2 separate regions of the Homo sapiens genome follow, and region 2 is linked to region 1. Evidence: chromatin contacts called from ENCODE Hi-C or POLR2A ChIA-PET data. All regions are on one chromosome and are shown on one strand. Each heading gives the region's core, a stretch centred on a gene start or an enhancer-like site at or near the end of the contact. The rest is flanking DNA. Distances are from core to core; before and after follow the strand shown. Region 1 holds the start of C14orf93 (chromosome 14 open reading frame 93). Region 2 holds the start of AP1G2 (adaptor related protein complex 1 subunit gamma 2).

The links. A loop is a pair of places that touch in the nucleus more often than their neighbours do. ChIA-PET counts read pairs that join two places held with the same protein, here RNA polymerase II (POLR2A). Pooled maps may share reads with other maps.
Region 2: a loop to region 1 is called in a pooled map, with 7 times the contacts of the local background. The contact joins the promoter of AP1G2 here to the promoter of C14orf93 in region 1. A Hi-C loop is called at or near these places in 1 of 37 single-sample maps with no recorded cell type and 6 of 50 pooled maps. POLR2A ChIA-PET finds 5 or more read pairs at or near these places in 4 of 52 experiments (HEK293T, activated B cell, activated CD4-positive, alpha-beta T cell and 1 more).

What each region holds. Positions count from the first base shown.
Region 1 is chr14:23,008,886-23,011,684 of GRCh38, forward strand. It overlaps C14orf93 (chromosome 14 open reading frame 93), which reads right to left and starts at 1,258. Exons shown (of 7, transcript NM_021944.4): 1 at 1,216-1,258. It overlaps LOC124903286 (a long non-coding RNA gene), which reads left to right. Exons shown (of 2, transcript XR_007064075.1): 2 at 1-99. RefSeq lists a silencer at 1,247-1,596.
Region 2 is chr14:23,566,483-23,569,182 of GRCh38, forward strand. AP1G2 (adaptor related protein complex 1 subunit gamma 2) reads right to left here and starts at 1,309. Exons shown (of 22, transcript NM_003917.5): 1 at 1,257-1,309; 2 at 629-837; 3 at 80-204. The coding sequence starts at 832. JPH4 (junctophilin 4) reads right to left here. Exons shown (of 6, transcript NM_001146028.2): 6 at 1,556-2,700. AP1G2-AS1 (AP1G2 antisense RNA 1) reads left to right here. Exons shown (of 4, transcript NR_110555.1): 3 at 1-940; 4 at 1,207-1,594. RefSeq lists enhancers at 522-611, 642-881 and silencers at 1,362-1,411, 2,401-2,500.

The DNA.
Region 1 (2,799 bases), core at 8-2,507:
TTTTTGAGAATTACACTTGACTGGATTTTTTTCCTGATACTTTGCCAGCTGTGGAGCTTTTCGAATATTCCAACCAATAAACGACCATTTTGTCAAAAAGCCAAGAAAGAACTTCCCTTCTGAACACACCAACCAAACCACACATAAAGGCCAAAATATACACAGCTGTACACTTAAGAACGTGAGACAATAAAAAGCAAAACCACTTAGGCAAAACAGTCACTGAAGGCTTTGAACCACAGATTCAATAAATTGCCTACTCTCATTTGCCACATGGACTATATACTCCTTGGCAATTATTTAATTATTCATTATTCTGATCCTTTAGGAGCAGAAAAATATAGTAAATGCACATAGAAAGTGCCTAAGTATGCTAAGCATAGGATTTCTTCTAAGCTCTGCTTTGCACACAAAATATTTTGATCACATTTGGGAAGACAACGGAAAAAAATTCACATCCTAGGGGATACTTTGCACACATAAAACCAGATATATTTATCACTTTTGAAAATAAAATCTGATATGGCACATATACACACATATTGTACATATACACAAATAACCCCAAGTTATAACTTTACAAATTTGTTTCAAGAAACACACACACACACACACAAATGTTCTAATGAAAATGTGTGTGAAAGACACACTGTAATTAAGGTCTTTCCCCCTTCCCTAGGGAAATGAATGTCTCCATTATAATATCCCAATATTAACTTATTGGCCTTGGACAAGTGCCACATCCCAGCCACTTGGTTTTGGTTCTGGGGGGGTGGGTGTGTAAAAAGCACGCAAACGGCTTTATGAGGGAGCCTCAAATCTCTCTGCTTCCTTCGATGTTGCCTGTGGCAGAAATTTACATTATCCCTTCAGCCCGCTTAAAAAATTCTGTACTTCCCAAGCGGCTAAATTTTTAAAGTCCCTCAACCACAAAAATCTACCAGTTCTTAAAATGTGATTTAAAAAAAAGAAAAAAAAACTATAAATTTGGCCGGAAACGGTTGTACACGGCCATCCTGCTTCTCAACTTCTTGGTATATTTAAAACCTTGACCAGGAAAAAGAAAGAGGAAGAGAGACAGAAAAAGAAATGGGGGAAAGAGCAAATTCCCCTTAGCAACAGTTTCCTCACCCCAACACTGCTACAGATCTCTATTTTTAAAAAATTTGAAAACACACACAAGATTAAGGAGGAAAAAAAATGGAAAAAGGATACCCGAAGGTCGTATGGCTCTTTGTATTCGTGTGTGTGCAAAAAGGAGGACTCGCGGAGCCCGAGCCGGCAAGCCCCGCCCCTCCCCGGACGCCCTCCCGGATTGGCCGTCCGCGGCCGCGGGGCGCCCCGCCCGCAAGCACACGCGCCGCGCCCGAGGCGCCAACCCCGGAGTTGGGGGCGGGGGGGGCCCTGAGGGCCGCCGGACCCCCGACCCCCAACCTCGCCTGGACCTTGGCAGACCCCTTTCCCACCTCTCTCCCTTTCACTTTCTCACCGTCCTGTCACCCTTTCCCATCTTTTTTTCTCAGTGAAACAAGGCCCAGTCACCAGCATAACAATCCAGTGAGCGACCTCCGGACACTTTGTTAAATTGAGTGAACTAGTCAGTAACATTCTAGACTGCAATTAAACATCAGGGACTTGGTGCGTGGGCCCTACTCCGGTTTCCAGGTGAAATGTCTCTGGGTCACGTGTGTTGCTTAACACCCCCACGTTTAAATGAACATTCACGTATGGAACATCTTTCTGAAGTCTTACACTTCAGCCCGAGCTCCCAGTTTATCTACCTGGCTCAGACCACATTCTCAAAACTAAAGTGGCTCCTCTTTATTTCCAGGAAGACAGCTGGTATACCTGGATTTTAAGCCACCCATAATCTGGTCCCACCCACCTATTTGTTATTTATTTATTTATTTAGACAGAGTCTCGCTCTGTCACCCAGGCTGGAGTGCAGTGGTATGATCTTCGCTCACTGTAAACTCCGCCCCTCCGCCCCCACCCCCACCCCCACCCCCACCCCGCCCAAGCGATTCTCCTGCCTCAGCCTCCCAAGAAGCTGGGACTACAGGCGTGCGCCACTGCACCCAGCTAATTTTTTTTGTTTTTGGTAGAGACAGGGTTTCGCCATGTTGGCCAGGCTGGTCCTGAACTCCTGACTTGAGGTGATGTGCCCACCCTGCCTTTTTTTTTTTTTTTTCAGTGATGTGATCTCGGCTCACTGCAACCCCCACCTCCGAGGCTCAAGCGATTCTCCTGCCTCAGCCTCCCGAGTAGCTGGGATTACGGATATATGCCACCACGCCCGGCTATTTTTTTTTTTTAAGTAGTGACGGGGTTTCACCATGTTGGCCAGGCTGGTTTTGAGCTCTTGACCTCAAGTTATCCTCCCGCCTTGGCCTCCCAAAGTGCTGGGATTACAGGCGTGAGCCACCGCGCCTGGGCACATATTTGTTCTTAGTTCCCTCTACGCTCGTCTTATCAATCTTGTATTATTCCTTTACTCAAGTGGCTTTTTTTTTTTTTTTTGGCCTGAATTATGCGTCTCCCCTTCCCTGACTGGTCAATTTTTATCCATTCTCTTTCAGCACAGACTGCTTACTTCCTTCTCTCCGCTCCCATCAACATGAATTTCATGTGTACTCCAGTTAGCGGCACGTAACTCTACCTTGATTCACATATTTTAGTAATTTCACTCCAGTAAACTGTTTGAGGTCAGTGATCATATCTTAAAATTGTTTTTCCATCCAGGAACTGTTTGATTCTTACTGCAGTAGCTGGCATAATTGTAGATATTTAGTAAACACT
Region 2 (2,700 bases), core at 59-2,558, 560 kb after region 1:
AACAGGCAGTCCCCTGGGATTTCCAAGGTCCCTACTCTCCCATCTCCCTGATTCCAAGTGATTGCCAGAACCCTCTCACTTCTTGATGCTGTTGGTAATGAGCAGGTGGGCATCGTGCCTCTCATCCAATAGAAGCATGGCCCCCAGGTAGCCCACCCTCTTGTCTGTGAATCTGGAGGAGGCGATCAGTTTCAGGCACTCCATCTATAGTGAAGGGGGCAGACCAGGAAGAGGCAGGGGTGAAACCATAGACACTCACATCCCTGTTCCATCTTCCTCTTTAAAACCAGATTAACCTGTGGGGCATCATATCTCATCACTCTCCCTTCAACAAGAGGAGAAGCTTAGGAAATTCAGGCGTTAGTGGGTAGGAGGAACTAGGAGTTGAGGAGGATGGGAGCGGAGAGGAGGAGATGCCTGCCCTAAAGGAGGCTGGCCAGAGAATGAAGGGTTCAGGCCAGCTGATGACCAGTAGGGGTAGCAATGGGGAAAGAGGTTTGCAGTGCAGGCTGTGAAGACTCTGAAATTGTAGAATTTAAAAAACCAGGGCATAAACAGGTGAGAGAGTCTGGGACTCTGCCCCACTAGCCTTCATCAAGCTCAGGAGGGAGGTATTCCTGGCCAGTACCTGTCCAAAGTGGGCGGGGTAGCCCAACATGTGGACGTAGAGCAGTTTGGCCAGCTGCCGGTGCCTGTGCACTGGGTCCCCGTCGCGGAAGGAGGCCCGGATGTGGGCACACTCCTTTTGGATCACCTCCCGCTCCTGGGCCTGAGTCTTGGCCCCGCGAATCTCTTCGATGAGGTCCTGAAGCTTCAGCGAAGGCACCACCATCCTGACTGGCAGAGTCCGGGAGTGGAGAAACACTCTCTGGTCGGGCGTGCCTGGGCTTTCGGCCCAGGCCCGTCCTGTGTCAAGACCCTAAGAGCCCGGGTCCCACAGGTACCCTAAAATTGCGCCCGCATTTTACCTTTCCCGAAGTGGGTCTCCAAATTCCGCGCCCACCCCACCGCCCGAGAAGCCCACTACGCATGCGTCCGCACCCCACCGGCGCCCCTTCCTATTGAGCATGCGCGGGAGCCCCACCTATTTCTCTCTACCGTTTCCTCCCCCTACCTGGTACCCCATCCCTAGCTCAGCCATTGCTTTTTTTTCCACGACCCTCCGCTGTTTCTTCCGCGAGCTTCCTCCCCCGATTTCCATCTCAGGCAGCGGCAGCGGCAGCGACAGCCTGCCTACCCCAGGACTCCAGCCTCACCTGGCTTCTGCCTCAACTCCGCTCCTCTGCCCCCCAGCGCTTCCTGGTACGGGGCCGAGCAGGGGTTGGTGCTCCGTGCGGTCCTTCCCTCTCCCCGCCTCCACCACGGGACCCCGCCCTCCTGGGCCGACTGCAGAGCCTTCCTGAATCCTCTGACCTCGGGCCTCAGGCTTTAGCGGAGAGACAGCATGATAGGCCTGGAGTTCTTCAAGAGGCCTCCTCGCACATCCTTACCACCCGGAGAGCCTCAGTTTGGATTTGAAGCCATCGCACCCCAAAGGAGATGACAATCCCCCCCCTTTTTTGAACTTTTTTATTAATATATTTTTTTTGTTAAATTTCTTTGTATTTTTTTCCTGCAAGACTTGGTGTTGGCGGCACTGTTGTAGTTTAACTTCAATCCCAAATTCCATGAAATAGAAATCAGAAGTAAAGGTTGAGAGGGGAGGAAGGAGGGAGGCAAGCCAAGGAATAAACAAGAGTTTGACTAGAAAAAAAGAAGAGGGTATGTGTGGTGGGCATTCCTGGGCAAGGCCATTCCTTGAGGGAGGGGGTTGGCAGGCAGCTTGCCTCTGCCTCATGCAGGGGAGGGAGGAAAGATCCCCTGGGGACCCTGCAGTCCCCTCTTCCTAGGGCTTCCTGCTCCCAGGGGAAAAACTAATACCAGAGAGGGATCAGCCACAACCTCAAACAGGGCTCTCCACCCACCTGTCACCCGGGTTTGACTCCCACCTCTGCCCTGCCTGGGAAGCATGTGAGATCAGCTATCTTTGATCCCCTCCTTCTGTTGTTTTCCCATTTCACAAGATTCTGATGTAAAGGGGGAAGGGATATAACCCATTTTGGGACTACTAAACTTGTCACAGCTTCTGCTTCCATGTGAGCTCCTGTTATCTTGTCTGGTCCTATCCCCCAGAAGTGCCTCCTCCCACCACAACTCCCAGAGTTGGGATGTGGGGGCCTTGCTCAAGTGCCTCTAACCCTCTGCAGTAGAAATGTCTTCTTCAGGCCCCTTAGGAATTTAATCAAAGGCCACAAGTGAGTCCAGACCAACCAAATAAACTATTATGGGGGAGACAGAAGGGTGGGAGAAGTCAGTGGCAAAGTCTGGGCAGGGTGGACTTGACTGCATTGGATATTCTCTGTTCCTTTACACGTTGCTCTTGGCATGGCATGCCACCAGAGGGGGCTGGAGGAGGGGCTGGCCGATGAGGAGAAAAAGAGGGAAATGCTGGGGAGTTACTCTACTTTTCACTTCCCTTCTCTCCTTCAGGGAAGGATGGAATTGGGCAGTAACCCAGCTCAGTGCTTGGAGGTAAGATAATAGCCTCCAAGATTAGAGGTGGAGGATGCACCTCCTGCAGCTTTTTCACTAGGCCTCAGAGGGACAGCAGGCCCCTTAGGCTAGGGAGCCACAGCAGCTCAGCCAGTGCCTTGCCCGACA